Linked DNA regions of Mus musculus: regions 2, 3, 4, 5, 6 and 7 are each linked to region 1. The links are chromatin loops, found by intact Hi-C in ENCODE. Cell type or tissue: heart. All regions are shown on one strand. Region 1 has its middle 54 kb from the start of Gm40876. Region 2 has its middle 140 kb from the start of Gm40876. Region 3 has its middle 100 kb from the start of Mylk4. Region 4 overlaps Gmds (GDP-mannose 4, 6-dehydratase). Region 5 overlaps Gmds (GDP-mannose 4, 6-dehydratase). Region 6 overlaps Gmds (GDP-mannose 4, 6-dehydratase). Region 7 has its middle 120 kb from the start of Mylk4.

Evidence for each region. A loop is a pair of places that touch in the nucleus more often than their neighbours do. Peaks named below come from ENCODE experiments on the same cell type or tissue, not always from the same donor. Only the 100,000 strongest peaks of a DNase experiment are listed, where the experiment ranks them.
Region 2: a loop joins it to region 1, with 2.1 times the contacts of the local background. A loop is called at or near these places in 4 of 42 quality-filtered maps.
Region 3: a loop joins it to region 1, with 7 times the contacts of the local background. A loop is called at or near these places in 11 of 42 quality-filtered maps.
Region 4: a loop joins it to region 1, with 5 times the contacts of the local background. A loop is called at or near these places in 16 of 42 quality-filtered maps.
Region 5: it touches region 1 in a loop (2.9-fold over the local background); 2 of 42 quality-filtered maps call a loop at or near these places.
Region 6: a loop joins it to region 1, with 2.8 times the contacts of the local background. A loop is called at or near these places in 18 of 42 quality-filtered maps.
Region 7: it touches region 1 in a loop (3.0-fold over the local background); 8 of 42 quality-filtered maps call a loop at or near these places.

Annotation. Positions count from the first base shown.
Region 1 is chr13:32,409,631-32,413,630 of GRCm38, reverse strand. No RefSeq gene overlaps it. Among named protein-coding and RNA genes, the nearest start is that of Gm40876, 54 kb to the left of the region's middle. In heart, no CTCF peak of the experiment used is centred here; a DNase peak (open chromatin) is centred at 2,070.
Region 2 is chr13:32,602,161-32,606,160 of GRCm38, reverse strand. No RefSeq gene overlaps it. Among named protein-coding and RNA genes, the nearest start is that of Gm40876, 140 kb to the right of the region's middle. In heart, a CTCF peak has its summit at 2,023; no DNase peak of the experiment used is centred here.
Region 3 is chr13:32,679,316-32,683,315 of GRCm38, reverse strand. No RefSeq gene overlaps it. Among named protein-coding and RNA genes, the nearest start is that of Mylk4, 100 kb to the left of the region's middle. In heart, CTCF peaks have their summits at 1,794 and 1,993 (motif pointing right); DNase peaks (open chromatin) are centred at 1,995 and 2,945; H3K4me3 peaks cover 193 bases; H3K27ac peaks cover 384 bases.
Region 4 is chr13:32,311,241-32,315,240 of GRCm38, reverse strand. The region is part of intron 1 of Gmds (GDP-mannose 4, 6-dehydratase); the gene reads left to right. Among named protein-coding and RNA genes, the nearest start is that of Gmds, 25 kb to the left of the region's middle. In heart, a CTCF peak has its summit at 2,393; no DNase peak of the experiment used is centred here.
Region 5 is chr13:32,295,574-32,299,573 of GRCm38, reverse strand. The region is part of intron 1 of Gmds (GDP-mannose 4, 6-dehydratase); the gene reads left to right. Among named protein-coding and RNA genes, the nearest start is that of Gmds, 41 kb to the left of the region's middle. In heart, a CTCF peak has its summit at 1,912 (motif pointing right); a DNase peak (open chromatin) is centred at 1,883.
Region 6 is chr13:32,212,364-32,216,363 of GRCm38, reverse strand. The region is part of intron 4 of Gmds (GDP-mannose 4, 6-dehydratase); the gene reads left to right. Among named protein-coding and RNA genes, the nearest start is that of Gm52055, 20 kb to the left of the region's middle. In heart, a CTCF peak has its summit at 2,106; a DNase peak (open chromatin) is centred at 2,083.
Region 7 is chr13:32,660,549-32,664,548 of GRCm38, reverse strand. No RefSeq gene overlaps it. Among named protein-coding and RNA genes, the nearest start is that of Mylk4, 120 kb to the left of the region's middle. In heart, a CTCF peak has its summit at 2,298 (motif pointing right); no DNase peak of the experiment used is centred here; H3K27me3 peaks cover 286 bases.

The DNA.
Region 1 (4,000 bases):
GGGTGTGGTCTTGTTGAAGTAGGTGTGTCACTGTGAGTGTGGGCTTAAGACTCTCACCCTAGCTACCTGGAAGTCAGTATTCTGCTAGCAACCTTCAGATGAAGATGTAGAATTCTTAGCTCCTCCTGTGCCATGCCTGCCTGGACGCTGTCATGTTTCTGCCTTGATGATAATGGACTGAACCTCTGAACCTATATGCTAGCCCCAATTAAATGTTGCCCTTATAAGAGTTGCCTTGGTCATGGTTTCTGTTCACAGCAGCAAAACCCTAAGACAGCAAGAAAGACAATCATATCTTAGTGGTAACCCATGGCTCTCTAGTCACACTCGACACTCAACAGGAGGGGAATCACACTTGGTGCTGGGAATCTAGCCAACTACCTCAGGCTGGTAAGGTCATACATCTTGGAGCTGAATCTACTATGACCTTGACTAAGCCAGCATAATTCCTAACATGCCATAACTCTAAATACTTATCCTTATACACACCGATAAGTGTAGCTCTTAGTGCTCATCAGAGAAACCTCTCTTTGCAGCAGAAAATCACAACCAGTCAAACGGGGATCATGCAGTGCCCAACCTCAACTGATAATGCACAGCAGAGCACAAGTCCTGCACCTGAGGATCAGAAAACCTCAAGGAAGAGGGAGATGGAAGGAAGGTTGTACAAGCCAGAGGACCAGAAAAATATGCTTTGAGACTGTGCCTTCTTAAAATGACATGAAAGCTTCACCCATGGTACTTCAACAAAATGGCTGACTGAACAAGATCCGAAGAAGTACACCAGTGGACATGCTAACATAGTCATGGGAAATCTTATGGGCAGCCACAGAGTGCTGAGAGTGGGGGAGAAAGTCCTCCCTAACGATGAATTTCCTAATTGGCTGTTGAATACTGTGGTGGTTTGAATACGTTTGGTCCCTAAAGACTCATGTGTTTGAATGCTTGGCCCATAGGGAAGGGAGTGGCACTATTAGGAGACATGGCCTTGTTGAAGTATGTGCGGCTTTGTTTGAGGAAGGATGTCACTGTGGGGTAGGCTTGAGGTCTCCTATGCTCAAGCTATGCCCAGTGTAGAACACAATCTCCTTTTGCTGCCTGTAGATTAAGACATAGAACTCTCCTCTGGCACCATGTCTGCCTGCATGATGCTATGTGTCCCACCGGATGGTAATGGACTAAACCTCTGAAACTGTAAGCAGCACCAATTAAATGTTTTCTTTTATAAGAGCTGCTGTGGTCATGGTGTCTCTTCACAGCAATGAAACCCTAACTAAGATAAACACCAAGTGCTGAGCCCTGAAATCATATACATGCAAGTAACACTAAGTGGAAAAACATATTGTATTTATATATAAGTGTGTGTGTGTGTGTGTGTGTGTGTGTGTGTGTGTGTGTGTGTGTGTGTGTTAATGAACAGCCAGACAGTGGTGAATGCCTACAGTCCCAGCTCCACTGGATGATCACTTCATCCCAAGGACACAAATCCAACCTGGCCAGCCAAACTGAACCCTGTTTCTTTAAACGAGACGGGGAGGAAGTTAGGGAGTAGAAGAAGGAAATGGAAGAAAAATTATAGCAGCAGCAGCACCACAAAGATTCATAACCAGTAAATTTATACCTAAGCACACCAGAATCATTTTGTGGGTGTGTGCTGTAAACACGCATTCACAACTGTGAAAACAACAATCTAAAATAGGCTATAACTCCACGAACACTACTGGCAAAGAAAATAAGAGAGTTTAAATGTCAGAATGTCAGCTAATGCCATCTTGCCAAGTTAACTCAGTTCCGTCACATTTCTGTGACATTGACAAAGTAGCCTTCCTCGATCGAGCCAGCAGGTGGCAGTATTGACTGCGTACCAGAACACCCTACATCTGGCTGGAACATACTGTTTCAAAAGAGTAATTCCCAAGAAATACAAATGAGTTCATCTTATCTGTGTTTTGAAACTTTCAAAGATATTGTTCCATCATATCAGAGACTACTGTGAACTCCCTTTGTAAAGCCTGATGATCCGTCTATTTCTCTTGGCTCTGGGCATGGCATTGAATTGATGGGACATGTTTGGTTTCCAAGCGCTAGTTAAAAGGATAGACACTTTATCTGTTCCACAGTTAGCAAAGCACCACTGTTTACCTTGCGCAGGACAGGGCCTCTGAACTGCATGGGAACTTTCTAAAAGCGAGACACTGAACAACATGTGGATGTGAAGCACACTCCCATTTGGACCTCGACTGGTTGAAACAGACCCTGTGGCTCCGGAATCCTGTATGCGACATACCCATTACCGTGATTCAAATCAGATCTCCCCCCCACCCCACCCCCCCGCCCCCACCCCATCCCCAGACTTCTCTATCAGCTGTATTTTCATTTGATGGGTCTTTATCTGTACTTTACTTTGCTTTGTTTTCTTTGCTAACTAATTGGAACAGTTTCAGACATCACGACTTTGAATCTCACCCACAGGATAACCCACTGCCCATCATAACCGTCAAAGACACATGTAAATGTAAATCCTACTTTATCACAGGGATAAGCTTACTCGTTCTTTTTCTCCGCCAGAGTTTCACTTTGCTTCACCAGAGTTTCACTTTGCTTCACCAATCCCCTCAAAAGGCCTTGCTCAGTTATTCACCTCCTCTTGAACAGTTAGTTAACAAACTTTTCTTAATGGGTTAGATAGTAAACATTTTAGGCTTTGGGGACCCAGGAGGCAGAGTAGATCCTTCCACTCATGGATGGGCAAACCATTGTGAGCTTGTGAACAATATAACACCCAGAGGCAGTCTCCAGGGGAAAGGTTTGCAACTGACTTATAGAAAATAACTTGTTATGAGGAGCCCAGATAGACAGCTCCTCATTTTCTTCAACTGAAGGGTACCCCTCCCCCCGCAGTTTTATTGCACTGCAAACTGTATCAAACAGTCATCTTGGTTTTGCGCTTAGTGAGTTACATGAAATTATTACACAGGCCTTGAGCTAGGTAAATTTGTCTAACTGTGGCCACACTTCAAGTGAGGAAAGATGAGCTTTATGCCTGGTAAATTGAGAATATTCTATATGCCTTGTATTTTACAGTACATATTAGGATCTAATCCCATCATGAATTGAACAACATCTTATTGTTTCCATCAAAATCCATAAAGACTGAGAAAGACAAGGCTACACACACACACACACACACAAATGCATGCACGAACCCCACATACATACACATACGCACATCATATACATGCACAAGCATACATGTACGCACACACACACACACACACACACACACACACTCCCTTGTTACATGTTGACTTTCAATAGATTGCAGCAGAGGAGCAACCCTGCAACAAATCACTCCCAACTCCCAACAGTGAGGCCCTATATTGCAACAGACTAAAACTCTTCCCACTTAAGACATTTCCTGTTTCAAGCTGCAGAGCACGTCCAGCAAGGGAACTCAGTGGCCAAGCGTACTTCTTGCCCCCAGGCCTGGAGATCTAAATCTGACCTTCAGAATCTCCGTGGTAGAAGGAGAGAACTGACCCCTGGAAATTGTCCTCTGACCTCCACATGAGCACACAGACACAGGCGTGAAGAAGAATTTAAAAATACTTGACAGGAAAGAGAGCTACATAACAGAATTTGATACTGATTTTGATACCTACATTATTTATATATATAAGCATACATGTTCTGTATGTATGTGTGCTGGGGATTGAATTCAGGGCCTCATTCATGCTAAACACATGATCCATCACGGGTGTATGGGGGTCAATCAAGCTCCCGTATTTTCATTAAGGAACACAACGGCAGAGTTCTTTTGTAAAAACTGTTCACGGTGATGTGTGTCTACAATCCCAGCACCAGGACTGGCAAGTCCCTGGCTTTCATTAGCCAGCCAGTCTAGGGGAGTCAGTGAACTCTGGGTTCTCTGAGAGACCTGGTCTCAGAAAGCTGGGTGGAAAATGACTGAGGAAGACACCCATGTTGACCTCTGACCTCC
Region 2 (4,000 bases), 190 kb before region 1:
CATGGTCTCTGTGTCAAACAGCATGATGGGAACCTCGGCTGTGGAAAAGAAGTCTAAGGCATTGTCTTACTCCAGAGCAAGATGGTGGTGTTCCAGGGATGACTACCTCTCTGTCAGCCTTGCCACTGTGAATTTCTGTATCTGTCACTCTCCTTTCCTAATGTTTTAAGTAAATTTTACATGTTCCCTACACAATAAAATACAACAGCTCTCTCCTGTTTGTAAATCACACAAGGAGATAAGAGATCATTGCTTTCTCTCGTCTCCTCTCTAACATATAAAGAAAGCTGTCCATATGATGATGGTTTGAAAAAGAATGGCGCTCTTAGACTCACATATTTGGATACTTGATCATCAGGGAGTGGTCCTACTTTGGAGGCATTAGGAGGTGTGGCTTTGTTGGAAGAAGTGTGTGAATGGGGGGTGGGGTGGGCTTTGAGGTTTCAGAAGTTCAAGGTAGTCCCAGTGGCTGGCTCTCTCTCTCTCTCTCTCTCTCTCTCTCTCTCTCTGTCTGTCTCCCTCTCTCTCTCTTCCTACTGCCTTCAGATTCAGACATAGAATTCTCAGATACTTCTCCAGCACCATGTCTGCCTCACTGCCACCAGGATGAAAATGAACTAAACCTCTGAAACTGTAGGCCAACCCCAATTAAATGCTTCCTTTTCTTTAGGAGTTGCTGTGGTCATGCTGTCTCTTCACAGCAATAGAACACCGACTTGGACAATCCAGTCAGCACATATTATTCTATTAATAAAACATCAGCACTAGGATAGGCAGGATCACCCAGGAATTAAATATTGCATTTACTCCAAATAGCACACGACTATTAGCTTATAATTTCCCCTGATAATTCCCATTTCATAATATTGTGAGGGTCAGGTTCTTGAGGTTCAGAACAAATGTCCTATATAGTGTTTAAAATGTAATAGCAATAACAAAGCCCTCTCCTCAACTTATTACCAGATTAAAAGACTCTCAACTAGTGATCAGTAAACTATCACTTGGGGTTTTTCAGAAGCATTTAATTGGGGCTGGCTAACAGTTTCAGAAGTTTAGCTCATTCTCATCCTGGTGGCAGTCAGGCAAGCATGGTGCTGGGGAAGTACCTGAGAATTCTATGTGTTTTCAGTAACCTGCCAAAACAAGCAAAAATCTATATGTATTCAAACATATGTAGAATACATACTACGCTTATCAAGAAGATGTTCTTTAAATTCCCTGTGTATGCTAAGCATTTTTCATGTAGGCACAATGTAGCTATCTTTATATAAAGTCATTATACATAAAAATGTATCTATAATGAGTGTTCAGTATAACACTCACATAGATAACAATGCACAAAGCACTATAGTATATACCTAATGCATGTGCAATGGATGTATGTCGATATTATATGTGTCAATATACAAAACACATGTGCATATGTGCAACAATTATAAATTGCTTGTAATATAGATGCTGGAGCTTTTATATGTACATAAGCCCCTGGGAGCCTCCAAGGTCTGAGACGAGATGCCTGTATATTTCCGTGTAACAAGACCCCAGGCGTTGCTGTTACTACTGGCCCATGAGATGCATTTCTAGGAGCAAAGATCTTCAGATAAATTTCATAAAGAGAGTTAAGAGCACTGGAGGAAAGTTCCAAGCTGTCAAAAATAAAGATGTTCTCCCTCAGAGTACGCAAATGTGCCTCAGGGAATACTCTGAGGCACACACGGGAATTTTGTCTTTGGAAGACTGCACGGTTGAGTCACTGTTCCAGTGCATGTGAGTCTAGCACATTTCAGAGGCCCTTGGGACTGGGAGTTGCCGTGAGTAAAGGATGGTTTGGCTCAAAGCTCAAAGCCTTGCAGGTAGGGTGTGGAAGTAACATGCCTTCAAACACACGGGCCAACTGAGATACGAAATGTACAAAATAAATGTCAGATGGCATTATCATCCTCATTACCCAGCAGTGTACTGGATCCTGTGTTAGTGGGTGTGAGAATAAAAGACAATCTATTCCTACTCTAGAAAACACTGGGTGGCACTGGAGATCTTTACCAAGGGCTTAATGTGGCAAAGGCTTTGGCCACAACACAAGCTTTTACTTCCTCCTTATCATCGAGCAAAGCATGAATGAACTGCTAGATTTATCATCAGTCTTAAATAGACAGACTAGTGCCTGCCCTCACACACACACACACACACACACACACACACACACACACACACACCGTTTAAATTTCTTAATCATCCATATGTCTGTTTACCTAATTATGATCTATTTACTTATGTATATGGAGACATGTGAGTATGTATGCATGCATGCATGTATTTTTGTCTACATTAGTTTTCATGAGGTTGAAATTTCTTGGTCCTTATAGCTGTGTGTGGCTCATAGTGTTTTATTTTAGTCTTTTGGTTCTAACTGTGTTGTGGGTTGATCTTGGACAGTGAGCAGGGCTACAACTTTCCACTTGTGGTATATGCTGATCTCTCTCCATGCTTGTTGACTACTATCAATAGTAGTTTGCTTGAAAGTGGGAAGTTTGTTTTTATTTGTTTGAATCTCTGATGGAACTTTTGGGGGGATGGGATTACCTCACTCTGGACAGAAACTTTGTATTTTATCTGATTGGATAGGAGAGCTGTAGAAAAGAAATGGAGCTTCCAAGTCCACATGGCTATCAGTGAACTTGTCTGGAATCAAAATGAATAGAGAAGCTCTGATCTAATGTTTATATCAGCTGACTCTAAGGTGAGTATGTGCTTCAGTACGTTGTTCCTCATCTACTGCCTATCTGATAGCAGGTTACTGACCACCTACTATGAGCAAGGATCTTTGTTACAGAGGTGAAAGACTCAATGTCTCACCCCATGCAGTGTACACAGTATATATGCACATCTGTAATGGCATGTGAACATGCACTGAAATTGTAATGTCTGTCCCAATGTACATGTGCCTAGTGTGCATTTGCAGGTGTGGGTGCACATACATGAGACTGCCCATGCATGTACGTGCGAAGCATGTTCACAGGTTAGAGGTGAACAGACTTCCATAAAATACCACAGTGGAGATAGGTAAGGCTAGAGCACAAGGTTTAGAAGATAAAAGCTTCTCTTGGTCATGACACTCACACTGGGACTTGAAGGAATGTGTGTGTGTGTGTGTGTGGTGTGACACACACACACACACACACACACACACACACACACACACATGGAATATAAGGCCAGGCAATTCATCAGAGAAACTAAAGTGTTTAATCAGAGGAAAAAATGTATTAAAGGCCCAAGAAGAGAGTGTTTTGTGGATGAATACAGCTGTGAGTGTGGGTCAGAACAGCCTGTGTGGCTCAACACAGGGAGACAATCAGAGACAGACCCAGGATGAAGGATTCACTGGGAGCTCAAGGCATGCTTCAGAAGTCACCTATAGCTAGAACAACACCCCTGCAAGAATCTTCTGTGTTTTGTTTCCTGGTAGAACCTGAAAATCTTCAAACTTTTCCTCTGCCTCACTTCTTCCTCCTCGGTGTAATCATTGTGCAAGACACAGAAAGACCTGATTGTGGCAGGTGTGGAACAGAGAGGGTGATTTGCCCTTTCTCTACACTGAAACCACAGGCTCTCTGCAGACAATGGTTCTTTCTGTTTTCAGCTTATAAAACATCCTACCAGAGCCGGGTTTGTGATTTGATGGTATTGCTCCTGCTGGCATGCACAAGGCCCTGAGTTCAATCCTTAGCACCAGAAATAATAAATACAAAAGACATAGAACATCCAAGTAGGATGAAACATTGGAACAAATTCTTTAATAGATACCACACTCCACTCCTCAGTACTGGGGCATTTGTAATAAGGCCACTTTTGTGGAGACACTAGTTTGCACTATAGAATGATAGATATAAAAGGCCTGATGGGGCTGTTTGGGTGGGTTTTCAAACAGTTCATCTCCTATGAACACAGAGCATTAGTGATGGGGGTATGCAAACACAATGAAAGAACCCCCAGGACA
Region 3 (4,000 bases), 270 kb before region 1:
TGATTCAGTCTCAAGTAGGAAAGAAATTGTGGTGCTTGCTATCTCGAAGAAGTTGATGACTTAGTGCTACACAAAATACACCAGTCATGAGGGGGCAAGTGCTGTCACCCCACTTCAGAGTGGTCAGATCCACAAGGACAGAATGCAGAACGCTAGATGAACACGTGAGGTTTCCAGGAGCTAGATAGCAGCAGTGGTTGCACATCAGTAGGAATGTTTATCTGACATGGTTCCAGCTGCATATGTAGCGGAGGATGGCCTTGTCATGCATGTATCAATGGGAAGAAAGGTCCTTGGTCCTATGAAGGCTTGATTGATGTCCCAGTATAGGGGAATCGAGGGCAGGGGAGGCGGGAGTGGGTGGGTGGGTGGAGGAGCATCCTCAGAGAAGCAGGGAGAGGGAGGATGGGATAGGGGGTTTCCAGGAGTAGGGGGAACTGGGAAAGGGGATAACATTTGAAATGTAAATAAAGAAAATATCCAATAAAAAAGAAAAAAAAAGAATGCTCATCTGGATGGTGACTGGCTCTAAAACTGGGTGGGCAATTTTATATTAGGTACATTTTGCTACCATTACAAAAACAAGATGCCCGTTAAAGCAGTGGACACTCGTTTCCATGGTAGAGGAGCCACACTCGCCCCCCTCCATTTCACTCTGGGCCATCACTTGCCAGGTCCACAGTGGGGAGAGGCTGAGATTGCAGAGCATAGTGTGGCATTCACACACATTCCTTGTTGTGTTCATTTAGAATTTCTTTCTTTTTCTGGGTTGCATTATTCGTTATTTCATTCCAAACCATCACTTGTCTGGGTCTGGAGAGATGACTCAGTGGTTGAGAGCACTTGCTGCTCTTGCAGAGGATGCTTGCTCAGTCCCCAGCATCCATGTGGTGGCTCCCAGCTGTTTGTAACTCCTGGTTTCCCTGAGTAACAGGCACACATGTGGTACGTAGTTATACGTGTAAACAAAATCCTTATGCCTATAAAACACAAATAATAAATCTTTAAAAATTAACCAAAAATGAAGCATCACTTGTTTTCAAGAGCAACTCTTTTACTGATCGGGCAAATATATCCCACGCAAGAAAATGCCCAACCACAATGAGGCCTTGCTGGCTTTTTGGGTTTTGTTTTGAGATAGACCTCATGTTGTCCAGACTGGCCTTGAACTCTCTGTGTAGCTCTGGGTCCTCAGATTTCCATGTCCAGATTGCTGGTGGGGCAAGCCTTCGCCAATGGCCTTAGCTCTGGTGCTTTGTCACTGATATACAGTATTTTTTTTCTAATTTGCAGAAGTTGGTTCTCACAAAGCTGTTCCTTTGGAAGAAACTACAAGCACTTAAAAAATAAAATAAAACAAAACACTGCCCTTCTTTTCCATGAAAAGCTGGTAGAATGAGAATCAGTAATCTGTTCGTTTATGGAGACAGAGAGTTAAGTATCTAGGATTATACTGCCTGGAGTGAAAAAATAACAAAAGGAATATGCTGCTCTGGACTCCAGTCCTCCACCCAACTCCCAAGCACACAGCAGGTTTTTTCCCACCCTAAACTGGAGGAGTTTACACCGAGCCATTGGAACTTTAAAGGGCCAGCCTGGGAAAAGAGGCTTCATCACACTTACACATTTGCTCACCACTGACGGTTCTCACAGGGGAGAGTAGTGAAGCCCGGTTTCTGGTTCCTGGAGAGCCTAAATTATGAGTTTATAGATGGAGTACACAATGTGAAAACTAGACATAAAAACGTAATAAAATAAAGGAAAGGAAACACATTCTAAAACAATTGAATATTTACATGAGTTTTTTCTTCTTTGAGTCTTTGTAACCTCAGGGCCTCATGGGGAATTCCTTACATTGTTCAATTATGGTTTCTTTGGGATTAGTGGGAAACGTTAGTGAGAGCCCCCCCCCCCCCCCCACGTCCAGCCTGCAACCTATGGCTGTCTTACTCAAGTAGACCACCAGAGGGCAATGTTGTCATTCACTAGCACGCTGCGCCCCACCCCATGGGACTCACAAGCTCTTTCCAGCCTCTAGTGCTTATAATACTTCGTGTTATTATTTTTTTATTTTAAAAGCGCTATTCCTCAGCAGATTCCTCTTCCCCTCCCTGTTCCCAGTTGCTTCAGAGAACCTCGCAGAAGTAAGCACAAGTAAGAGGTACAAACCACTCAAAGGATAGGGTGGTGGACTGACGGGTGTGCTCAAAGGGGTATAGGGAAAAAACATGGAGGCACAAGACCTGACCAGAGCATGGAGTCTTCCTCACCAAGCAGGAAAAATAATTGTGTTCAGTGGGGTGCCTGCACGAACGTATTTTCATAAGAGGAAAGATCAACTTTGAACGTTAACAACCTATGCACTCCCTGGTAGCCAAGGCATTCTGGGCCAGAATCAGCCCTGGCATTCGGTCCAGCCCTGTTTCTGGCTTCAAACTATTGTGTTCTTAAAATTTAAAAACAAGACCAGCGTATTGAAATTTTTCTCTCTACTACAAAATTGTAAGAGGTGGTGGGGAAGGTGACCAGGAATAGTTGACAGCACAATAAAACACTAATGGGTTCCTGCGGTGTTATGTCAGAAAAGACAACTGAGACCCCAGAGAACTAAGATTAGCCAGAGGGTGTAGAACGGGTGTCTGTGTATCCCTCTCCTTCACTGGGGTCTGGGTATGGATGACACCCCGCTGAGGCTCCCCATTCCTTATCTGAAGACAGGAAAGCTGTCCAAGGAGACCTGTCACCAGCTAGCTTGTCAACTTTCTAACAATTGGATTCCGAAGAATGGAAGGTAGGGGCGTGTCAGAGAGAAAAAAAAAAAAAGAACAAAGGACTTTGCCGTGGGCAGAGAGCTCGGCCTTGTGTATGGCTGAGCTGGCGTTTCCGTGGTGGGCCCAGGTTTCGGTTGTGTAACCACCAGCCAACCGTCATCCCTCAACAATGAAGGCCTGGTGAGGGCTAGCTAGCCTATTTTTGTCTCACGAATTTGTGGACTCCATTCAAAAGGTCTGTGGTGCCAAGTCAAAGTGAAGACAGGTTTGACTCACAGCCACCTGGCTCTGGCCTTGGTGGGTGGCATTGGCAGGGAAAGATGGCCCGGAGTGGCATGCGGGGGTATGCACTTGTGACTCAGGTTGGTGCACATTCTAAAACCTGGATGTGTGGCAAGAACATTCTCTGTCCGTTCCCATAGCCTCCCTGACGCCCTCGCAACCCATGTCAGAGCATTGGAAAGTAGGGACAAACTTTCCTGGGGTTTGTCTACCCTGACAGGAGCAAGTGTGTGGAAAGTGAGTCTCTCTGATGACTTGGGGTGTTTAAAAGCAATTTGTTTAAAGCCTTCACCACTTTCTGAGTCTGCTTCTAGATGTCTGGAATATAAATCATTGAGTTTACATTTCAGATAATCAGAGGAGATAAGTACTATTGCACCCATTCTGTAGATGTGGAAACTGAGGTCCTCAATAGTTCTCTGACTCATGCAGGTCACAGCTGATGGGAATAGTTTTGGAATCTGAAGTCAGACTTCAGATTTAGAACCTTGTGTTCCTCCCCTCTTATTTTCATGTTTTCTTCCTATTTAAAAAAAAATACTTCATAGATTTGATAAAATAAAGCAACAACTCAAATGCCATCCTCTGGGGCTATTCAGGGATGAAGAATGACTGTGCTGGTAATCCCAGTGGTTGGGAGACTGGGGTAGAAGATTGGGAGTTCAAAGACAGCTCTGGCCTCAAGATAGATAGATAGATAGATAGATAGATAGATAGATAGATAGATAGATAGATAGATAGATAGATAGATAGATAGAGTGGGTGGGTAGATGGATGGATGGATGGATGGATGGATGGATGGATGGATGGATGGATAGGTAGGTGGGAAGACAGGCAGACAGATGGGAAGAAAGACAGAAAGACACAAATATAAGAAGAAGGAAAAAAAGACTAGGCAAAGTTTCATCAGTTACAATAACAAACAGCGCCACACTCCCAGCCAATCT
Region 4 (4,000 bases), 98 kb after region 1:
ATGCAAATGTTCATATGCATTCTATTTAAATCCTGGAGGAAGGCCTTCAACTGCAACTTCCCCAAGCAGAAAATAACTAAAATTAGAGCCACATAAGATGTCAGTAGTTGAGGTATTGCTGTATAATTGAATCCATATGCTTTGAGAAGCCGAGCTTGGGCGGGCAGGCCTTTTCTTTATCACTCAGAAAATGTCACCTCTAGTTGGCTTTTTAATCAATTGAATTACAGAAAATGGCAACACAGGTTCTCAATGAAAACTAAGTAGGCACTATAACATTAACCTCCACATAGCTTCACTATACTTATTTAATAGAATTTGCTACATTATAATTCAAAAGGGATGGGTTAAATTATTCCCATTGTTGAAACATCAGTTAGATTTTAGGTGATTTTACTGGGAAAAGTGACAGGGAAGTTACAGTTTTTGAATGTCTATGTATTAGCGTTTACAGGAGAACTTAACTGTGGTTTAGTTCCCTTTTGGTTACCTAAATGAAGTCATGAACCTGGTAGCCCCCTTTAAAAACATAGAATAAATATTTCCTGGGACTTTAAAATTCTATAGTGGTTTTCTAGACTAATTTTCTTATTCTACAGCATGGATTATTGTGGGATGCTAACATGAAAGCACTTTTCCTTTCCAGTCTGTCATGTCTCTTGGGAGCTTTACAACTTTTCCCATTACAGTTTTGGTGGTGGTGGGTCTCACTAGAGAGGATAGAGTTGTTTATTTGAGAATATATATAATATATATTATTATATTAAATAATATATGTATATTTGAAAAACATACCAGACAGATAATTACTATTGAATTGACCTTGTTTAAAATTAAAATGCAAATTAAAGTACCCAACTGGGGAATCAGTTATTCAAATTATGAGCTTATGGGGGACATTTTATATTAAACCTTAATATGAGGACCCAGGAGAAAGCCACCTATGCCGTATCATGGCGTAATCATGTTGCTTTCTATCTCTCTTTGGAATGATAAAACCTCTCTCGAATATCCTTCAGTGACTTCCTTTCTTATTTCAGTAGTACATACGAGCAACCTGGCCTTTTCTAACACATCCATTTCAGTCACTCCTTGGCGGGAGCTGGGAGCTGGACTGGGGAAGAGTGGTTAGACACAGTGGGGATTTTTTGGACAGCCTCACAGTCACAAACCCTGGCTAAGAGTTTGTGTAGCAATAACTATATTTCTCAAGCATGTTCCCTGTGTCAGGCTGCATTCTAAGTTCCTTGTTAGAGTAAACTTCATTTAATCTTTTCCCTACTGTACTAGGGTAGGTGCAGAAACAGGCGAGTAGAAGTGACTTTGACTAGCTTTGAACCACAGACCTAGGATTCCAACCCTGAGCTTGTTTACATCCCCAAAATGCAGCCCATAGAAAATAGCAAGGATGCTAAATTAGTAGGTAGAAAACTCAGTTATGTGAAACTCCTGTTACTTTATAGTATACAAGAGTGATTGCCTTTCCACTGATTACATGACATACTTGGCTGTAATGCTATGTTTTCTTGTGTTACTGGGTTATTGGGCTTTTGTGTTTTGACTTCATGAGGATGGCTTATGCTGGTAGCGTGGACTGAAGCTCTGAGATCTGTGATCACTTGTTTTCTCTGAAGTCACTTGAAGTGCATTAAATACTGTGATAATTGTGTAAATAATGTGATGTTCAAGGTGGGGGTTTTCCCAGACTTTTTTGTTTGTTTGTTTGTTTTTTTGATTTTTTGAGACAGGGTTTCTCTGTGTAGCCCTGTCTGTCCTGGAACTCACTTTGTAGACCAGGCTGGCCTCGAACTCAGAAATCCGCCTGCCTCTGCCTCCCAAGTGCTGGGATTAAAGGCATGGGCCACCACGCCCGGCTTTTCCCAGACTTTTAGTTTACTGTGTTCTTAAAACAAACAAACAAACAAACAAACAAAAAAACCCACCTATCCTGTTTTTAGAAGTTTTAGTAAATGCATGCTTCATATTTCTAAATTGTTTTTTTCTTTCTTTTATAACAATTGTATTTATTCTTTCTTTCTCCTTAAGTGTGTGTGTGTGCGAACACATGCACATGTGCACATGTATGCAGTATGTATATGTTCTGTGATACCACACAACTTGTGCACAGGCCACAGGACAACCTTCAGGAGCCAGTTCTGCTTCTCTTCTGACTCCATTTGCCATGCCTAATGAAGTTTTTCATAAATTTAATCTTTTAATCATGTGATAATATTGTGTGTGTGAAGTATGTATTAGATACCAAATGCGAATCATGTCTTTTATTCTGTTCCTTAGTACCTGCAACCTTTCAGATTGCTTATGTGTTGACACCAGCAGTTGTGAAACAGATGACTAATGGACAGCTCTCTGCTGTGTAGGACTGCTCCCCCTAGAGGGGGAAGATGTGCAAGCCAGACAGACAGTCAAAAATAGGTGGAAACAAACCGTCATGTCTTGTTCGGTGGCTCTGAGTTTTGATTTCCTTTACTTGTAGCATCTTCTTTCATGTAGCCCCCTGGCTCACTGTGTGGCTACCAGTGTTCCTTTATGGTTACAAAAAGAAAAAAACAGAAGCCTTCCTGTCATATACGTGCTCTAGATGTCTGCTATCATTTAAAATGCAAAGTGAAAATTAAAACAAATATCAAGACTAGAAAATCATACAAGATATGAATATTGAGTTGTATTATTTTTTAAATATTTTCTATAATGAACTGGTAATCAGTTGGTGAAAGAGGAACACTATTAATCGTTTTGGAGATGAAAGTCTAAAATAGTGATCTCGGAGCAATAGCAGTGGCTTCTTCAGTAAGCTTAGGATAAAGGTGAGTAAGATTCCCACTCTTGCCTTGGCTGCTGGCTCAGGTAAGCACTGTTGCTAGCATCCAGCTGCTGGGTCATTAACAGCAGCAGACAGCCTCACCACAATACTTATACCTCCATCTCTCCCTAACTTAGGAAGGGGGATAGTGAGTTTTCTGATGCATGTTTTATAATTTTCTTACTGTAGTCTAGGTTTAAGGATTCAGTGAGACTTAACAACAGTGTGCAGGTTTTACTTAAAGAATTGTAAAGCATGGTCTATAATTAGAGCTTTTGTGTTTCCACATCTTGGAATACTGTTTTCTAGTATGTTTTTCATTTCCCTTTGGGCAGCAGAGCTGTATCAATTTTGTTCCCATAAATTCATGCCAGAATATTTTGATAAATATATAGAGAGCTCCTTCTAAGCATCCAAGGACTAAAAATCCAAGGACTGAAATTCACCATTATCACCTCTGTGTTGTCCTGTAAGGTCATAGGAAAGCTGTATAGACACCATGCATGGTACTCTATGGCTAGAATGGCTGTTAAGTGTGTGCATTGGGAATAGTAGCTTGTATTTAAAGCTTGGCCACTGATTTGGTAATTATTTTTGATTGAGTTATTTAAACTTTCTTTGTGTGTTTTGTCATCTCTGAGATCTGGGCTACTGATAGCTGTTAAGCTAACCCTGTTATTAATTTTTGATGCCCTGGAGACAGAACTGATTTCCTGAAAACGGAGTCCTTAATGATCTGGCGAAGGGAGTGTCTGTCTTTCTTGCCTCACCTCTAGTGCCCAAACATTTTGCATGCCTGGACTAGTCCTGCCTCATAACATAGACAAGCACATATGTATTCAACTTCCTGGTTATTCAGATCCTATTTAATTAATTACTTAAATATTATATTTATGCATAGGTATGTGTGTCTATGTGTCTGTGTGCTGGTTATGAGTGGATGAACATGTATGATACTAGAAAAGGGTGCTGGGCCCCCCAGAGCTAGAGTTATAGGCAGTTTGAGCTACCCAAACTAGGTGCCAGGTCATTTGGGAGAATAGCAAGCATTCCTAACCACTGATCTATCTTTCCAGCCCTTGAAATCCTATTTTTTAAAAAAAATAGTATCCATTTTTTATCTCCCTTGAGGAATTTATTGGTGTAATAACACCCCTGTAGTCCTTAGAAAATTGCCTT
Region 5 (4,000 bases), 110 kb after region 1:
GATATGAAGAGATTCAGCTTTGTGAATGAGGATACTGGCTTCTCACCAGTGTTTGGATCTTTGTAGGGAAAGCAAACCCGTTATCAAGCCTGAGTTTATTACTTCGCCTTTCTGCCCCTGTTCTTTGTATGTAGTCCCAGATATGAGGTTATAGACAGGGCACGAATGGCTAGGAAGGCTGACTCTGTGCAGCACTTCTCTGATAAATGACACTGTTTTCCTTTGAACCCAGGCCTTCTGATTCTGGTGTGTGTTATCTTCTACCTGTATTTGTGTTGTTTCTGGATCACACCTTGAGGAGAAAGTGCCTTCCATCTTTATAGGTGACAGTACTTGGCTATTCATACTGTCTTTTAGACTTTACAACAGCTCTGCCATTGATCTCCTAATGCTGGCTGTGTCAAGGGGCACCTGCAATTAGGAAATTCGACAAAAATACAGCCTTGCCATCCTGTTTAGAGTGCTTCCAGGAAGTAGGATACTTAGGTTTTCCGTGGGGTAAATGTCAAGTGTCCATCACACATTTGATATGCCTACACCAAAGCCAGAGCTTCTCTAGCAACAGTGTTCCCTTGTGAAGTGGAACAGTGTAGAGCCAAGCAGGTCTTTTACTGGAAATGTCTTCATTTTTATAGACCTGGCCCCTGAAGTGGTCAGGTTTAGCAACTTTGGAGACCACACAGGGAGTAGGGCTGTGAGAACAGCTGGCAACAAAGCCCCCTCCTACCAGCCAAATGGTCTTTCCCTGAAACTGTCTACTTTCCTCAGGAAACGAGTCTTTTAATAGCAGTCTACCCTGCACTGAGGACCTGGGCTAGGGTATGAATAGAGAGGCATCCTTTGAAGCCTTCTTTCCATTCAGCATTTCCACTCAATGAGCTATGTGGTCTTTGAATCTCTGGGATGAGTCAGGAATGTGGCATGCTTTGAGAGGAGCCTGGAGGGAAGCCTTTGGCATCTGTGTCTGGTACACATCCCAGTACATCCAGAGGTGGGAGTAGAGCTTATAATGGTTATGTGAGCTTCCTAATTGCATTTCTTTAATGTGGAGTTTATTGATTCTACACTGAAGAGGAATGAGGGAGTTGTAGGAGGCTAGAGACTGCTATAGACTTCACCTACTTAATAGTTCAAAGGCTTACCTTATCCTTGGCTTTTTAAAAGACTTTTTTGAGCATATATTAATTATATGCACTAGTAGGCTTCATTATGGCATTTTCATAATGTACATAATGTATGTCAATCATATTGACCCATTATCATGTCTCCTTTCCTACTCCTAGTCCATTCCTTTTCCTAGTTATCTATCTTATTTCATGTTGTGTATTTGTTTCTGTGTTGTGTGTATTGTGTGTGTGAGAGGGAGAGGGAGAGGGAGAGGGAGAGAAATTGATTCTTGCTATACTACCTAGACGAGTCTTTAGCTTTTGGACTCAGGTAATCTTCCTGCCTTTGCCTGTCTTAGTAGTTGTGGCTACAGGCAAATGTCCCTGTGCCCCACAATGAAAGATCAGTGCACTATCTACTTTTGTGTTGCTGACAGGACCATGATCGTTTAGAAGTTAAATTAGCCTTTTCCTGAACTTCCTGGAACTAGGCAAGAAGCAAATTCCACAGGAAATCATAAGCTGCTACTTATATTTTTATTAAGAAGATTTTCTAAAACACTTATTGAGTTGGTTTGGATTTATGTTGAGAAAATATAACACAACTTGGAGATGCCTAGAGTGGGTTTTTGGGGAATGTGTTTCCTACTTAGTGGTGCACTTTTAGTGCGTCGGCATGGTGTTGGGGCTTGCGGTGCTCACCCTCACTGACTTTTGGGAACAATCTTCCTTGGGTGGTAGGCACTGAAGGCGTCATGCTGTATGCACAGGACCCAGTGTTTACCGTGTTATAGGAAAACAGGCCACCAGGTGGCTCCAGTATATAGTGTCTGCTGTGTTTAGTCCTCATTAAGTTTTGCTTAAAGTTGCTGTGCTTCAGATAGGGCATTTGATATGATATGAGCCATTGTCGGAGTTTATTTGCATTTCCACATATTCTTAGAATGCTGCAGCAGAATCATCACTACAGCTTTGAGTCATCACTGACTGACATTTACAAGGTTTTGACACAGACACCTCTGTGAGAATAATACAGCAGACTGACTTTTTTTTGGCTGAGATAAATAATAATCTTGGAATGTCCTGACAGTTAACATATTTATGACTTATTTTGACCTTTAATTTCCACATTTGCAGATAAAACAAATAAATAATATTTTTTCCTTTTTCCCTTTACTTCTTTTTGTAGTATTGGGGTTTGCTCCCAGAGCCTCATGCGCATGATATGGGCAAGCACTGTCTCATTGAGCTACATCTCTAGCCCTAGGTGTGCCTTTTCAATGCAAATTATGAGGTGGTTTATACTGTATTATTTCTCTACGTGCCTTCTTTAGAAAATAAAGAAGGTACACTATAGCTAGGAAATTAACATGTCAGTTTTATAGATTTAATATTCTCTCTTAAAAATCAAGTAGTTATTCATGCCATGGAAAGTTTCCATATAGCTTTCCACTTATGTCAGGAGAAAGTCTGAAAATATGTTTTTACTCTGTTTTAGCATATGTATACATTAAAGTTCAAGTATGCTACCCAAGTTCAAGTATACTCCCCTTAGCAGTCCAAGACATCATAGTTTTGGTTTTAATACTTTTTATTTCTTAACTTCAGAATCCCTGGAATTAAATTTTCTTTTGGTAAACTTAAAGCATATTGGAAAGTAACATACCTCAAAAGTTTAATGTCCACTTTCCTGTTTATTTAGGTCACAATTTTTAGGCAGAGTCATTAGGCTTTATCACTTCTGTTACAGAATAGGAAAAGTCTGTTTTCTTTGTATAAAATATAGGTTGGTTTTTTTTTTTTTTTTTTTTTTGCAGAAAGGTCTTTCCTATCAATTTCATATAAGTACATTTATCTTAGAAAAGAAACCAAGGTCTTTACTGATGTTATTAAAAATAATGTTTTCTTTTGCTTTATGGTAAAAGTTGATAATTCCAATGACAGTTTAAGAAGTGACTGTGGCTAACAGCATGATGTTTATTAAATATAGCTACTGTGCTTGGCAGAAATAGTGTTACTGAGTCTGAACGTATTTATATATTCAGTTAACTATGCTAATGTCTCTCTTTTATGCATGGTTAGTCAAGTACTAACTAAGAAACTGAAACAATGGATCTTTGTTAGGGTCTTTATATTTGCCAGGGGAATTAATGTGGTTTTAAAGAACTCCTCTGTTCATACTATATAAAGGAAGCTGTTTGAATTTTCCCCTTTCTTCGTGATTAGGAAAACACAACAACCAAAATATATATTTGTGGTAGCTCTTTTCAAACCTAGGGACCCTGGGTTGGCTTGCATATGGAACCATTTTGCTACAGTGATAAAGGGATTAGGCTGCAGAATGTTGATTAATAAAGAGGAGAATAAAAATCATAGAAAATGGTTTAAGGTACAATTTATTGTTATTATGTTTGTTTATCAGGTTTAAACTACAAGTTTGTGTGTGTTTTATTAAACTGTTCAGAGTGGGGTGTAGCTCAGTTCTTATATAGCATGTGAGAGGTGCTGGGTCTGACCCCACGGGACAGATGTCAACAGTGACAGTGCTGTATTAGGAACTAATTTGGATCTTTAAGAATGATGAGGTTGTTTTCCACAACTTAAAAGTCTCACATATGTGAAGGGTTTTTTTTTTTGCATTTTAATGTCATTTCTTGTATTAAAATTCTTTATAGTTTTTGTTGGTATGTTGCTTCAGAGATTACTGTGAATTTAAAATGTAATATTTGAACTAAAAGAGAATTGAGATGTGCAGTGTATAGAGGGGCCTTGATTGGCAGATCCTCCTCCTCCTCCTCAGTCCAAACTGCTGACAGCACTGATTAGGTCAGGGTTTCCCAGGACATGGGAACCAAGTAACTTGATTTGTATCATGACAAATTAAGAAAGACAGG
Region 6 (4,000 bases), 200 kb after region 1:
GTGGTATTGTAATTTTGATAACAGCTAATAATGCTTGGAATTTTGTTTATAATTAATGGACCACACAAAGGTGTGTTTGTTAGCTTTTCCAAACTTAATCTATTTACAGTAGTAGCTTTTTTTTTTAACTAAATAAAATCAAAAGTATTTCACTCTTGGAACAATTTATGCATATTAAGCTAAAATTAATCAAATCACTAAATGTTCATGTGTATCTTAATGTTCATGTCCAAGGTGATTTTGTAAATACTAATGGGAAGAAATGTTGTCATTAGTAAATGTAATGTGAGTGAAATTACCTTTTCTTTTCTTTTCTTTTCTTTTTGTGATGAATGGAAACAGATTTTAGAATTTCTTATTAGATGAGTGTATAAATAATAGGTTTATTTAATATTTGAAGGCATATATACATTGCCTTCTCTCAGATTGGTGTCTGTATTTGAAGAATTAAGCTCCCCTTTAAGAGACTTAATAGATCCTGTTTTAGGCACAAATCTCACTTCATCATTTTAGTACGTATTTTGTTTATAAATTTATTTTTTTAAAGTACAGTCCTTAAAATTGGAACAAAAAGATAAAATGAGACCTTTTTAATTCAAAGAAATTTAATGCATAAGCACTTTTTATTTTGGTTTCTATGTTAATCATTAATTGATACTTTATCAGTACCAGCAACAAGAAAATTTTATGTACTATGTGGTGTGTACTTTTAAAATATTAATATCAATGATTAATAGACATAATTGATATTAAATCACAACGACCTATGTATCTTTTGCATGTTTATTTTATAATGTGCAGTTAGAATAGTTTTTTGTTGTTGTTGTTTTGTTTTGTTTTGTTTTTGTTTTGTTTTTGGAGACAGGGTTTCTCTGTGTAGCCCTGGCTGTCCTGGAACTAACTTTGTAGACCAGGCTGGCCTTGAACTCAGAAATCCACCTGCCTCTGCCTCCACACCTGGCAAGAATAGTTTTATTTATAAGACTGCATGAAGTGTTGCTTGGTCTGTTATAATGGCTAAATTCATCAGTAGGACTTGGAGAACTCTTTGGAAAATGGTGCATTTGAAATATGAGCTAAGTTATATATGGTCATAGTATTAATGAGTAAAATGGAATTTTACAGAGATGGTGTTGGGAAGTTGTGAAGAATGGGTCAATAGAGTGGAAGTAGCATAATCAGGGCTTCTCATTGTTTGGTGACTCAGGGCCAGCGCTCTTCTCTCTGTTGCTTTTCTCTTTAGGAAATGAATAATATCAACAAACCCGACCTCCGACTCTTTAGGACAGCCCCTCGTCTTGACTGTCAGTCACCCTTCTTCCCTATGACTGGAAGAGAGGCTCCTTTTCTTTGTGTTCCTACTCCGTAGCACTCACTCTGGAATGTGAGTCTGTTGTGCATTTGTTAAGATCCTTCACAGCCGGGCTGTGCGGCTGTGGCAGACTCTGGTAGACTCGCTTGTCTTTTCTGGAAAGAAGCATTTCAGTGTTGGTTAGCAGGGAAATGGTTATTACACCATAGCATTTGTTTTTACATCACAAGAGCAAAGACTACTTTTGCTTTTACCTTATATTAAATATTATAAGGGGTTTTTTTTGGCTAAATGGTCATTTGTCCTGGCAAGATATTTAAATGGCAATTTTGATTAAAATCAACTTATTTTATAGAATTTATTTACTTAAGTTTTTTAAGTATCTTAGTTTTTACTTTTATTTTTTCAATAGTTAACTCTTTAAAAGTCATTATATTAATTAATATATAATATATAATATATAATATATAATATATAATATATAATATATAATATATAATATATAATATAATTCTGTAATGGGAGAAGTATTGACTATGCTAAAAATATTTTATTAATATCTGTATTGGGTAAAAAACTATTGGCTCCGATAAAAACTAGATGCCTTAAATAATGCGCCTTTGCACGTCAGTGTTAATGACGTTGCTTCACAGAGGAAGTCCTAGAAATTTCCAGCAAGTTTCTGCTCTAGGGTAGGAAGGCTCCCCTTTATCTAGCTGAGAGACAGGGTTGTTCCTTTAGGGACCCAGGCAGAGTTTCTGCCACAAGGATGATTGTTATGCTTCTTTATACACATAGATGGCAGCAAAGTGCCACAGACATGGAGGTCAGCCTTGATTTTAGAATGAAAGATGAGTGACAATACACACTGATTTCCATCAGCTTGGTTCCCTGGGTTCTTAGTGTAAGTAAATCTAAAATAAGAAAGAAAGCTACTATTGATAACACACAAGTATAGCAGGATGGAAGAAGCTGTGGGGGACTATGATACACTGAATTTCTGGACAAATCCCAGGTGGGAAATCTTAATCTTTTCAGGTACGTCTTCTATTGTAAGATGACTAAAAGCAGCTATGATATTGTGTGTGTCAAAATAAGAAGACAGTGAGGACAGAGTGGTGGTACGGGAAGAGGGAAGGAAAAGAGAAACCTTACGAAAGTTTCAGTGGCGAGAAATGGCCTACTGCCTGTGTGCACTGTGGGGTTTGGCCTGCATGGCTCCTTTTTAGTTAAGCAAGTTACAAAGAGGAAATGTCAGTCCACGAATCAGGCAAACATTCCATGGGAACATTTGCTCAAATGTCAGCATTTTAAAAAATAGAACTGCAGTCTATTACGGCCCAGTCTCCAGGCTGGATTTTCTATTAAATACACAAGTACAAATGTGTTTGTTCAGAACACGTTCTCAATTAACAAGTCATTTTATGCCTTAATTAGCATTCCTATATAATGACATAATCACTGTAGAAGATGACAGTCATCATTATAATTAATATTTAATATGTGTCTGGCTCTGACGACCTTTCTGTGTGTTCTCACAAACTTCTAGGTAATTTTCAAGTTTTAGAATTGTATTTGGTAAAAATCACAGAAAGGAGGAGCTAAGGAAATAGAAGCGCACTTATTAGAGCCTGCAATCTGCAAGTTGGGTAGAAGGGCATTTTGTAACAATGTAACAATTGAATCACAGTGGTCTCTTACTGCTTACAAACACTCCTAAAGAACTGGCAATGTTGTTCACCAAACATTTCCCCCACCATTTTTTTTTTAATTCTCTTCAGGCAATTTAGTATCATAGACTAATCTCTCTGTCACAAAATTGATTCTAAAGGTGTGTATAACAACTTGCTTAAATACAGCATCTGGCAAGTCTCTCATGTGACAGCAACTTATTTCTCACATAATTATTTTCCTAGTAAATTTGATATCTTAACAACCCCTTCCCTCATTTCTGAGTTCAAAAAGTAACACTTAATATAATTTATTTCTCATAGTTAATAAAGGCTTACATGAGAGTCTTGCCGTTCACCCTCTAGCTGCCTCAGCCGAGTGAGGTCAGGAGGGAATGTGGTGGCCAGGGTAAAGGTGGTTTCCAGCATCACTTTGCTGGGGACTGTAATGGCCTCAATGGGGTTTTAATGACGCATAAAACATATTTTGGCTGTTTCTTGTTACTTATTAATGATTAAATGAGTTTGCTCTGCCACATATTGGTAAGAAAAGATATGTACTTAGGTAGTTTTTCTCTCTTAAACTATCTACTGTGTTAGCTTTAATTTGTATGCACAGGAAGGTCTGTGTTAACTCTTTTTATGTTTTTAGCATTGCTACGTGAACATAAAAACTATACAAGTTTTGATTTGTATACATGTAATTTTTTGATAATTTTAATTAATTTAGTAAAATTTAATAAGGTGAACTTTTATCATCCTACATGTTTAAAAAAATCTAAGTATAGGTTATTATATACAAATTCTTTTGTAAGTTATTGTTAATACTTGTTAATGAGGTTTAGAATAGTATATACTACTTGAAAAATAATTTTTAACCAGAATATTGTATTTTTTTAGGTAACTGCCTTCCTTTTGTATGTTTAGCTCATTTGGCAGACATTAGATTAAGACTATGTGCTTTTTCTTAATAGGATGGTATCATACGTATTATTTATTTGACCTTTTCTTTGCCATG
Region 7 (4,000 bases), 250 kb before region 1:
ACTTTTTACTTACTAGATGACGTTCTTTCTGCCCCTCCCCCCATCACGATCATGCCAATAAGGGGGCTTCTTCCTCTTGACTCTGGAGTAGCATTTTGTGGATGAAATTGTCCCCTGCTATGGAGTGAAGGCTTCAGAAATGGGCCCCATGATGGGCTCTGTGTGTTTCCCTATCTCTCCCCTTCAACAGAGAGCCCCCACACCAAGCCTACTGTAGGTGACCAGTGTCAGGATCTGCAGGAACAAATCCTACCACTTGAGATCTGCAAAGTCCTTGTAAAACTGTCATGTAAGAGACTGGCATGCCACACAGAGGACAAAGCATGCACTCCTGCTCCATTGCCCTTGGGAATGCAGGACCTTTGGAAATGAATCCTTGTTTCAGAGTCACTCTGTCATTTGTAGTACGTGTTAGAATCCCTCAAAATGCTATCCATACAACCTGTCACCAACAGTTGTTTGTATATGATGTAATACTGGGCTATAATTAGAGTCTTTGAAGTGTTCCTTTAGACATTTTATAATTCGTCTTGGGAAATCTTCCTCGGACTTAAGAATAGTGGCCTCTCTCTCTCTCTTTCTCTCTCTCTCTCCATCTCCCTCTCTGTCTCCCTCTCTCTCTTTCTCTCTCTCTTTCTCTCTCTCTCTCTCTCTCTCTCTCTCTCTCTCTCTCTCTCTCTCTCTGTGTGCATGTGCACATGTGTGAAGTGCTAAGGACTCAGCTCAGAGCTTTGCATGTTCTAAGCAAATGCTTTACTACCAACCTTCACACTCAGCCCTGTGGATTTGCTTTTTAAATAGTCATTGTTCTCAGACTATTGTCAGCTAAAGAAGGCTATGGGCTCTGCTACTCTTTATACCACAGAGAGCAATCTATTTGCTCTGAGATCTGATCAGATTTGGAGTAGTTGGAAAAAAATTACTATCTTTAGAACTGGGGCATTAATGGGACTATTAAGGGGGCTTTAAGTAACTGAAGCTTGTGGCCTTAAAATGGATACCGATACTTCTGTTCTCTTCCCTCTCTCTTTTCTACCCAGATGCGGAGAGGGAAGCAGGGTGCTTTGCTGCATTCTCTCACCATGGTATTTTGCTCTGCCATGGACCCCAAAGTTACAGAAAAATAAAACTCTAAGCAACCCCCCAAAAAGAACTTTTTTTCTCAAATTAATTAGTACAATAATGCAAAGCCAACTAACATAAGTGTCAGGTATTGGTACATCATTGTTAACTGAGCTCTGGAATTTACACCTTGGTTCCATTCTCCATGATGTAACACCATAGACTTTGATAAATGTGTATTGTCTTGTACTCATAAATTACCTAAAAGCATAGGTTTACTGGAAATCTGCTGTGTTCATAGCCTCATCCCTCCCTCCTCCCAACCCTTGGCATCCCTGACTTTTTTTTTTCTGCTTTTATACTTGTGTGTTTCCCAGAGGGTTTCACATTGGGGTCATACCATGTGGAGCATTTTTGGATTCGCACCTTTCACCTAGTACATGCTTTTGAGGTCTGGGGGGAGGGGTAGTATTTATACAGCAAATGCTGGGTATAATAAGAAAATTATTGTCTGTCACTTAGGTAACTGTATTATTTTCCTTTCTGCTGATGAGATAAAATACCCTGACCAAAGCAACTTAAGGAAGAAAGGATTTATTGTGGCTCACAGTTCCCCTGGGGGCACAGTCCATCATGATGGCAAAGATACAGCAGCAGAAATGTTAGGCAGGGAGGGTAGTCAGGAAGCTGGCTGATCAAGTTTCATCTGTACTCAGGAAGCAGAGAGGAGAGAGAGAGAGAGAGAGAGAGAGAGAGAGAGAGAGAGAGAGAGAGAGAGAGAGAACAGGAAGTGGGGACAGGCTATCTAACCTCAAAACCTGCCTCCAGTGATACGTTCTCTACCAGTTAGGAACCAAGTGTTCAAACATAGGAGCCTCTAGGGAGTGTTTTATATTCCAATAACAACAGTGACCAAATGGATCCCACACATGTACTTTCATTATTCAAGACAAACATCTCCATTTGTAACAAATGGCTAATTTTCTTCGTATTTCAGTAATCTTGGTTTTATGTGTGCCATGCACATGCTACATTTGTCTATAAGTGGTCAAGCCAGGAACTTTCCTAGAAATAGGAAACTTTAGTTTCATGAGTATTACCAGAGCACCCTCATAAGCTTTCAGCATTTGGTTATTTCTGCAACAGGTGGAGCACTTAACATCCGTTTCCTCCTCTTTGTGGCAGAAGAGAAGGAAGTTTGTAAGGGGGAAGAAATGGAAGTTTACAGTGTCACCTATCAGCAGGTGGCAGTATTGGGCTTGGGACCCAAGTTAGTCTTTGATCAGAGTCTATGGACTTAACAACCACTTAGCCTCTTACTGATGGTGTCTAAGAAATATTACTTTGCATGCCTTCAAATGGAGCCAAGGAATTCCCTAAGCATGGGTCAGTCTTCAGTTCACTGTGGGAGTCTAGCAAACTCCACCATACGACAGGCGTAGTCCCCCTACACCTTGATAGACCATTTTGCTCCCAGGTTCTGTTACTGGCACTTTTTTTTTTTTTTTTTTTTTTTTGCTGCATGAGATACACAGTGATATGAACAATCTGGAAAGAACAAAGCATGAGATGTCCTCAGACTCACCTTAGGATTTCAGTTGCAGTTTAAAATGCCTGAGGTGGCAGTGTCCTTGGTTACCTTTAAACTCCTCGACTGCTCACATGCTCCAGGATTGAACAGAGTACAATACTTTTTAAATGTCAAGGGTCCTCAAATTGAACCTTGTCCTTTGCAAGGGCTGCTTGTTTAACAGGTATTTCTGTGTACAACCGTTCTGCCCCAAGCTAAAGCCAGAGACCTTTACGCATTTGTTTTTTTTTTTGTTTTGTTTTGTTTTGTTTTATTTTGTTTTGTTTTGTTTGTTTTGTTTTAATCAGACATGCGTTGATCCCATCCTTGTATCAAATAAGGAAAGATGAACATTGGTAATCAAATAACAGTAATCAAAGGCTCCAAATGCTATAGTGGAAGTCACCATGGGTGCAACAAAGCAACACAGCAGGGATTTATAAATTCTGCCTCTAGGTCATGGAAGGATGTGCCCAGGAGATAATGCTTGGACTGATATTCAACAGGTATAGTAGGATGGATCAACGAAGAATGGTGGAGAATAGCCGGTCCTTCACATCTCTAGGTCTGCACCAATGTGAATGGAAAATATTCCCCAGCCAGACACTGCATCCATGTTGAACATGTACAGACCTTTCCTTACACAATGAGGTAGAAGTACTCACACAGTACTCGCAATGTGTTAGTTATTACAAGTCATCCAGAGATGATTGAAAAGATATAGGAATATACAGAGGATTATATGCAGACACTGTTGCAGTTTTTGTTTGGGATGAGCACATCTGGATATTTTGAATGCTGAAGCAATTCCCTGATTCCTTAAAAACACAAAGCGACAGCTGTACGTGTAATGTGTGTTGGGGGAGGGGACTGAAATCGTGGCACATTTTTGTGAGTATGATACTTTTGGCATGCTTGTGCCTATGATCTGACAGGAAAATGGGGATGCGGGCTTGGAGAGCAGTGGTTAGGGAGTGGGACAAGGATGGAGAGGGCCTAGCCATTAGATATGAACTTGAGAAAGCCCAGTACTGTATATGCAAACATTAACTTTCATTTGGAATGTTCTCTACATTTAAAAAAATACTCCTTCTCAATTCCCATTACTGTCCTGACACCATTGACAGTTCTTCAGTGATGTGGTGTTTACATCACCACATTTTATTGTTGTTGTTTTGACCATGTTCTCTAAAAAGTGTTATTTTTTCCCTTTTAGATGCAGGAAGTGAAGTTTAGAAGGAAAGGAACTTAGCTTTGAAAACAAAGCATTTCCTCTGCTGAATTCAGAGCCCAGGAAACTCTGACATGAGTCACTGGTCCCAGGCACATCCTGGCTCTGCCACTAACTACAGTGTGGCTCCAGTCAGT